Regions from separate parts of the Mus musculus genome. Here region 1 is linked to region 2. Evidence: chromatin loops called from intact Hi-C (ENCODE). Cell type or tissue: gastrocnemius. All regions are shown on one strand. Links, peaks and the distances in the headings refer to the core of each region. The heading gives the core; the rest is flanking DNA.

The links. Peaks named below come from ENCODE experiments on the same cell type or tissue, not always from the same donor. Only the 100,000 strongest peaks of a DNase experiment are listed, where the experiment ranks them.
Region 1: it touches region 2 in a loop (2.5-fold over the local background); 1 of 42 quality-filtered maps calls a loop at or near these places.

Annotation. Positions count from the first base shown.
Region 1 is chr5:145,082,147-145,086,534 of GRCm38, forward strand. It overlaps Arpc1a (actin related protein 2/3 complex, subunit 1A), which reads left to right and starts at 1,723. Exons shown (of 10, transcript NM_019767.2): 1 at 1,723-1,826. In gastrocnemius, for the core only: no CTCF peak of the experiment used is centred there; DNase peaks (open chromatin) are centred at 1,670 and 2,121; H3K4me3 peaks cover 1,864 bases; H3K27ac peaks cover 1,341 bases.
Region 2 is chr5:145,232,342-145,236,729 of GRCm38, forward strand. Zfp655 (zinc finger protein 655) reads left to right here. Exons shown (of 4, transcript NM_028298.4): 2 at 1,100-1,261. The coding sequence starts at 1,126. It also overlaps Gm6287. Among named protein-coding and RNA genes, the nearest start is that of Zfp655, 2.8 kb to the left of the region's middle. In gastrocnemius, for the core only: a CTCF peak has its summit at 2,501 (motif pointing right); no DNase peak of the experiment used is centred there; H3K4me3 peaks cover 773 bases; H3K27ac peaks cover 652 bases.

The sequences.
Region 1 (4,388 bases), core at 122-4,121, 150 kb before region 2:
ATACTTAGCTAACCTTCTCAGGCTTGTTATGTAAAGCCCTTGTGGTGTATCAGCAGATCTCTAGCTTCCTCCAACACTAAGGCTAAGAGTTCTCTAACCTAAGTTGAAACCTAGGAAAGATTGACTCTTCTTGCTATAACCCTCCTATCCGATGTTCCCACCAATGCAACTCTGCTAAATGTTCTGATGTGTGGCTTTCTCTTGTCCTGCAACTATAAAAGTTCACCCAAGGCCAGCGAGATGGCTTGGTGGGAAAAGCGCTTGCTGAACAAGTCCGACCACATGAGTTGGATCTCTGGAATCCGTGTAAAGGTGAAAGCAGAGAACTGAGTTCACAGAGCTGACCTCTGACCACCATATGAGTGCTACCCACTCACACAGCACACACACACACTCACACTCACACACACACTCACACACACACTCACACTCACACACACACACACTCACACACACACACACACACACACACACACACACACACACACAGACCGATAATAATTCTAAAGACCATAACGCAACTGTTTTCAAGGTGGGGCAAACACTTAGGGTAAGGAATCCGAGCACTGCTAAGCAATGCTCATGGATATTTGACTCGAAATAGACTATTCCCTTATTTCTGTTAGGGCAGTGTTTACTGTCCACTGGGTCAAATATATAGACCACCACAAGACAAGGACTGGGGTGCCTACCTCTAGTGGAACCTGGGTACTTAACTGGTTGCTTCATAATTTCTACCAGAGCAGGGGCAACAGTCTGACTGGATGTAGCATTCAGGGCAGTTCTTATAAATTGCATCTACATAGAATACACTCTTTCCATGTCACCATTGCGCCTTCTTGTGGTGTCATTGTGGGTGCAGGAACAAGTGGTCCTGATCTAGGAACAGTCAAGGGGACTCTTAGGTAGACTTGAGACTTTCTACTGAGGGTCCAGGACAGGGACAGTCCGCCAGGCAGAAAATAGTCACCAGTTCTGACCCACCCTCTATGAAGGAACACAAACATAGTTTCAAGGGCTGGCAAGATGGCTCAGCTTAAAAGATTGTATTGTTCTCGCTGAGGACCTGAGTTCAGTTCCCAGCACCCACATGGTGTAACTTACAATTCCAGCTCCAAGAGGATCTGTTGCTCTCTTGGCCTCCAGGGGCACCTGAATTCACATGCGTATACCGACACAGACATCCATATAATTCTTTTTTTTTTTTTTTTTTTTGGAGACAGGGTTTCTCTGTGTAGCCCTGACTGTCCTGGAACTCACTCTGTAGTCCAGGCTGGCCTCAAACTCAGAAATCCACCTGCCTCTGTCTCCCAAGTGCTGGGATTAAAGGCGTGCGCCTCCACCGCCCAGCCACATAAATATTTTTATTTTATTTTATTTTATTTTGAATTGTTCTTCAGAACCACAAAGCCTGAGAGATCCTAGCTCAGTAATTTGTAACAAAAAGCACTTGAGAAGCTCCCAACGCTGCACACTTGGGCCATGGTTCAGAAATGTGTGTGTGTTAAAACCTCCTTAAAGAAAGGAGTAGGACGCCCATCCAGTTCCACAAGCACGCCCTAGCGCTGACGAGCGGCTGCCTCACCTGAGCAGCAGCCGCTCTTCAGACAGAACACGCCAACAAAGGCTACGTTCTGCGCCTGCGCCTGCGCCAAGCGCCAGCTGAGAGCGGCCGCTCTGCGCAGGCGCTCCGGTCACTTCCGGGATCTGTCAGCCTCTCCCTCTAGGCCTCCCTCCTCCGTCCGCGCCCGCCGGAGCCAGTTCGCGTCGACTGACCAGAGTCCGCGAATCGTCCGCTCCGGACCTCCAGACCTCCCCAACCTCAGGTAAGGAGCCACAGGGCGGAGAGTCTGGCCCGGGTCGCCTCCATTTTTTTTTTTGTATGTTCTATGGCACGCGGGGGCGGCGGGCCCAGGGCTGTTAGGCGCGGGGTCTGGAGCTGAGGGGCCCGGGATCTCAGCCCTTCGTGGTTACCTCTGAGTCCCTGGTGCCCCCCTCACACACAGACCGAGCGTTTCTGAGCACTTTCCAGCTGCCCTCCATCTCGGATGAGAGAAGGAACAACTCGGCTTCCGACACCCCCATAGTACCATTTGCACCCCTACTGTGAGCATTTACCACAATCTGTAAAATTAGTTTAGACGGGCGGATCTCCCCCCCCATCCCCCGGTGGCTTGTCACGAGTATCTGTTCATCTCGTCAACATCTAGGATGTTGCCTAGAGCAGCCTCCGAACCGTCAGTTATTGGGGAACCCTTCCCAGCAAGAGAAAGCCCATCTTTCCAGTAACCTTAAGATTCCCTAGCTCTAGCCCCCGCCCCCGCAAGTCAGACTTGTACTCTCCTCTGCACCCGTATTCATAGGGTCCTTTATGTAGAACCCTCCGAGTTCCCGTTTGACTCTGCCACTTTGTCAGGTGTCTCTGGGAAGGTTGTTTCTTGGTGCCTCAGTTTCCCCAGCTGCAGTAAGAAGATTCTTAGTCTACTTGGTTTTATGGGTTTCGCGTGGAGTTCGTGTGCTTGAGTTGCTTACAGCAATTCCTAACCCAGAGAAGCTGTTCAAATGATCTGATAATAAATGATAGCCATTACTGGTGCTTCTGAGACTTTCAAGGCATATCTGCCTTCCTTTACTTTCTGCTCTCTTTCCTCCGGAGAAGGACATGAGGACAAGGATTTATTCATGTTCCTGGCCCCGTTCAGATACTGAACACTGTTGGGAACATGGGAGGCACTTAATAAATTGCAGCTTAGAATCTCTGAGTATAAAGCCATCTGTTGTCATGGTGTGTTTCTCTCCTATCTTCTCCTTGCCCAGTTTCTGAAATGACCTAGGTTGGCATCCTATTTTATCAGTTCCCTTAATCTTTTGGTTTCCTAGTAGGCCTTAGGATTTCAGGTCTCTATAAGTTATCAGTCCCGGGTGTTTACCCCATTAGATCAAGTCACTGGCTGTCTCAGGGGTGGGGGTTGGGGGAAGGCTTCTTCAATTCATATGCTGTTCACAGCTGAGAGGACCCATTGGAAATTGCAGACTCCTTTAGAGGATGGGTGGCAGTGTTTTGAATCTAAATTATCTAGTGTTAGGTCAAAATAAGTTCTCTACAGGAAGTGTGGAGATGGTCTGATGAAGCTGGAATTTCTAATGAAGCCTGTCAGAACATTGGTAGGGCGTGGTGACCTGTTGGAGCACAGGTATCGCTGGGCTGGGTAAGGAGAGCAATTAGAAACTAGATGAAAGCCGGGCGTAGTGGCGCACGCCTTTAATGCCAGGACTCGGGAGGCAGAGGCAGGCGGATTTCTGAGTTCGAGGCCGGCCTGGTCTACAGAGTGAGCTCCAGGACAGCCAGGGCTATACAGAGAAACCCTGTCTCAAAAAACCAAAAAAAAAAAAAAAAAAGAAAAAGAAAAAAGAAACTAGGTGAATCAATGACTTGAAATTGACCCTAACAGGGAATGGAAACTCTAACTTATGTGAATTTGTCAAGTCCCAGTGGAATGGGGTCAAGACACCAACATGTCCTTCTAGGACTGGTTCAAAGCTTTGTGTCAGAGGAAGAAAGAAAACCAATTTACTGGGCTTCCAAGATGGCTCCACCACTAAAGGCTAGGCTTACAACCCAAAAGATCAGAGAACTAACTTACCGGAATCAGTTTTGTGCTGCTTTTATGTGCTATCTCATTTAATCTTCCCAACGGTTGTCTTGTAATGCCATTTGGAGATGAAATGAAAATTTGCCCAGCATCTCATGTGTGTGTCAAAATGAAGATTCAAGCTCAGGTCCCCTCGTCTCAGATTTCCATGGCTAACTCGACATTAACATGACTCCACTTGAAGGCTGGGAATGTGGCTGAGTTGGTGCAGCCCTTGCCTGGTGTGCACAGTGCATAGGTAGGTAGGCTCACCAGTAGGGCAGGAAGAAAGACCATGCTAAGTGAAAGCTGAAGAGAGTAGGAGCCTCTTCCTTCAGTCCTCTTTATCCCTCAGTGCTGGACAGTGGCAACAGGCGCCTGATGCCTGCGTTTTGGTTGGTTGGTTTTGTTTGAGGCAGAGTCTCAACTGTATATAGTCCTGGTTGGCCTGGGACTCACAGAGATCCTTCCGCCTCTGCCTCACGAGTGCCCAGAAAAACCTTTTAAGTTCATGCAATCGCCTATGGTGTTCCCTTTTCTCCTTTTGAGTCTTGTTAAGATTTTCAAACATTGCTTAAATACCACCTGCAGCTTAGTGACTTAAAATTATCACCATATGAATGAAGGTTTATTTTACTTGGTACAAAATTGTGGCTTAAAATAGCCAAATGACTATAAAGGAAGGATATGTCTGAATGCGTGTTCAATTATAGGACTTGACTATAGACAAAATTAGAAATGCAGTTGTAGAAGTAT
Region 2 (4,388 bases), core at 114-4,113:
AATGCAGAACGGCCTTACCGCTTACCACATGATTCCTAAGGGGCCTGCTTTTGAGAAAAACAATGAGTAATCTTATCTGGCGTGTTTCACTGGGTCTCAGCTTGAGCCTCTAAATTACTTAGGACGCTCCATGGAAAGGTTTACGCAGTTGTACTGTGTTGAAAAAAATTCTTTTAATGGTAGCTATTTTGTTGTTGTTGTTGTTGTTGTTGTTTTGGTTTGGGTTTTTAAAAGACAGCTTTGAGGCTAACCTTGAACTTCTGAACCTCCTGTCTAAATCTTCCGAGAGCTGGGATTACACGCCCAGCGATACACACACACACACACACACACACACACATATATTTTAAACCACAGATTTGGGATTGTTCAGTAGAGTCTGAGTAATATCGAATTCTTACACCTTCCTGTTTGGGTTTTAAGTTTTGAAACCGAATGGTACTCATGTTTGTTTTTTTGTGAAGGGGGAGGTTGTTATGGATTGAAGGTAGGGCCTTGTGCATACTAGGAAGTACTCTACCCTTAAATTACAGGCATCTCCTGCTTCTGTGTTTTTCTTTTTGTTTATTTTGGTAACTTTTTAGGTTTTAAACCCTTCTTGGGCCCTAATTACCATGCACTTTACTTAATTACATTTAGAGAAACTTAAGTCTGTGGACTGTGACAACTAAAATCTAGTGGGGCTGGGTTTCTAGACAGGGTTTCTTTCTGAGGCACTGGCTGTCTTGGAATGTAGATCAGGTTAGCTCCAAACTCGTGTCTACCTGCTTCTGCCTCACCAGTGCTGGAATTAAAGGCTTGTACTACCACCTTCAGGCTGGTTTTTTTTTTTTTTTTTTAAAGTCTGCTTTTAGCTGAGTGTGGTGGTGCTGGTCTTTAATCCCAACCCTTAGGCAAGTCTCTGTGAGTCTGAGGCCAGCCTGGTCTTCAAAGAGCATCCAGGACAGCCAGGGCTTTGTTGCACAGAGAAACACTAGCTTTAAAAAAATGTCTTTTTAACAAAGTCTATCATATATAGAATAGTTTGCCAAGTCCTGAGAATATGAGATTATGGGACATTTTAACTTACTAAGCAGTTCTTCTCACTCTCACCCTGCAGTGATGGTCATTGTCCCCTGAACAGGGATGGAGGAGGTAACATCCCAAGAAGCCGCAGAGTCACCCAGGGGCCACTTCCAGCCTTTGGAGAACCAGTCTGAATGTCTTTCCCCAGAGCTTCGGTTTCTGCAGGACACGGACATGGAGCAGGGATTCAGTGGGGGTAAGGCAGAGACCACACTTTCTTCAAGGAGAATGGGAATAGTAAGGGGCCCTGGCCTGACATGAGAGAGGCCAGGGTCTTGAATAAGAAGGTGGGCCTTAGTGGAAGAACTGGAAGGGCGTGGCAGGTGTGAGTCCTTGGCTTGGGCCCTGTGGTTAGGGTAGCTAGCCTGTCTGTAATCCGCCCATCACCCTGCTCTGGCCTTGAGAATATGAGCTTCACTGCAGACACCACAACCAGAATGACTTCTAACAAAGGCTGCTTTTGCCATGTCTCACTAGCTTACCTAACGCAGGCCTCGGGGACTCCCTGGGTTCTCTTCAGTCTGCCTCCTCTCCTGGTGATCTAGTGTGATTTGCTACCTGCCATTCTTTTGCAACTTCAGTGTTCGTGAATAATCCAATTTTGGTCAAGAAAGCAACCATTTAATTTCCTGTTTGAACACAGTGTCTCTTTACATGCACAGATGTTACATCATATTAACTATCTATTCACATACATATATTAAATAGGTAAGTGTTTCCTCCCCTTGAAATAGGATCCTGCTAATGTATAGGTAGCCCTGGCTGGCCTAGTACTATGCGGCCCATGATTTGAATGAATCTTGTCTCGGCCCCCCAGCTACATTGGGAATGTAGGCATACAGCATCATACTTAGCTGCTGGTTTTATTATGTAAGAACTATGTCGTAGTTCTTATAGATCAGCACCAGTGCCTGAAGGAACTTGTATGTCAGCAACACAGATGGAGTACCATTATGTGGAGGGTACTGTGTGGGACATTGTTGGAGGGTGTAAAGGATTGTGAGGAAACATGACTGTTTTTGTTTCTACAAGCCGCACACAATAGCTTGCAGAAATAGTGCCCAATAATAACATGAAGGCAGAATGATGTTTATAGTAAATGGTATCTGGAAAAATGTCAGAAGTTTGCTGAAGACCCTGGCCCTATCATCAAATCCTTCAACTTTTTTGTGTTGTTTGGGTCTCTCTGCATAGCCCTGGTTGTCCTGGAATTTGCTAGGCCAGTCTGGCCTTAAAGTCAAAGAGATCCACCTGCTTCCACCTCCTGAGTGCTGGCATTAAAGGCTTACACCACCACACCCAGTCCCCTTCAACTCTTCTTCAGAGCCTTAATGTAGAGCAGGTTGGCATTGGACTGCTATGCCTTGGTGACTGAACTTCTGATCCTTCTATATCCACCTAGGTGCTGAGATTACAGTTGTGTGACACCTTGCCCACTAGATGGTGCTGGGGATCAAACCCAGAGCATCATGCATGCCAAGCAAGCACTCCACCAACTGAGCTATGTCTTCAGGCTTCTTTTTGCTCTTGTTTCTGGTTTTTGAGACCACATTTTTCACTCTGTAACCCAGGCTGGCCAGGAAATGCTGTCTGTCTGTCTGTCTGTTTTGCTTTGCTCATCACAACAGGTATAATGCTTGCCCTTCTATAGAAGGAATGTCATGCCATGAGGATTAAGTGCGATTCCTAGTAAAGTCCATATTACAGTCCTCAGTCTGTGTAAGTAGGAGCAGCTCCCAAGGAGGAGTGGGCATACCTGAGACCTGGTAAATGTTGACTTTACTGGAACACTGACGTGAAGGAGGATGCAACAGACATACCTTGGGCAGGAGAAGTGTTCTGAAAAGGGAGCCCTGTGGAGGGGCTGCTCTCACTCTTGGCTCCTTTCTCCTCCCTCAGCTCCACCTGTTCCCCAGGTGCCTGCTCTTCCCCATGAGGGAAGCCCAGGAGACCAGGCAGCTGCGCTCCTGACAGCCAGGTACCAGGTGAGCTGAGGGACCCTCTGCTTTTCCTCAGGGTTTCTCGTTGCTTGAGTGTGGCCTCTCTTTCACCCCATCTGTTAACCCTTGCCTGGAGTCTTTTCAGTAGCAATTTGGGAACAGATCATTTTCAGAGACCTGGATTTGACAGATAGAATTTTTCCATCTCCACTATCATCTTTGTCCATGAGACTGTGATGGGCACTCATGGGATTTGTTCTCTTAAGTTCTAGTCTGTTCTCTCTCCTCCCCAACATAAACAGCTACTAGACGTCCTCTGTGTCATGTTCATTCTCTGGCCATGGTGCTATAGTAGCCCATTCCTGAGAGCAGCCAGAATTATTATTTCAGGAGTTTGTGACATTCGAGGATGTGGCTGTGCATCTTACACGAGAGGAGTGGGGATGCCTGGACCCTGTTCAGAGGGAGCTCTACAGAGAAGTGATGTTAGAGAATTATGGAAACGTGGTCTCACTGGGTAAGGACCCTCCTGTTGATCAACTTACCTGTTTGGATTTCTTTCTGAGTAGGTGTGAGGTTTTTTAGGTAGTCAGTAGAGTGTGCCCAGTTAACACAGAACCTCTCAGCCCTCCATCTTTAAGGTCCTTTCCTTGGGGGTGGGGGTGGAGGTAAATTGAAGGTTACTTTGGGTTATCAGGAGGAGACCGTTATCCTTATCCCCAGTTTGTACTTCTTGCTTTTGTGGGACATCAGTTTCCTGTTAGGAAAGAGAAACTTGGTTGTGCTTTGGCTAAATTCTCCCTTTCTTTTCTTTTCTCTCCTCTCTCCCCTCTTCCCCTTCCTCTCTCTCCCCTCTCTCTCTCCCCTCTCTCTTCTCCCTCCCCCCCCCCCCTTTAAATAGTCATAAGGATCTTCCCAACCCCTAGCTGGACTCTGTTCTGATCCCTTTGTGTATCTGAGATATTTTCCATTAAAGAAATACATTTAAAAGACAGGCTAAAATCTCTCTTGATGATGAGTCTCACTTTTTTGAGATTCTCAAACTCTTCTCCAAACAGGCAGGTTTGAGAGACTTCATTTAAAGGTGGGACTCACTGTCTGCCATTGGAGTGCATCACCTAGGTGGTGATCCAAGTAACCGTAACCCAGCACCAGAAGGCTCAGGATGTCCCCTGCTGTCTTCAGACACACCAGAAGAGCGCATCAGCTCTCATTACAGATGGTTGTGCACCACCATGTGGGTGCTGGGATTTGAACTCAGGACCTCTGGAAGTGCAGTCAGTGCTCTTAACCACTGAGCCATCTCTCCAACCCTAGGCTAAATTCTTAAATTACGATTCCTTATTTTAAGGATACCTGAGATTAGGCAACCTATAGTGTTGT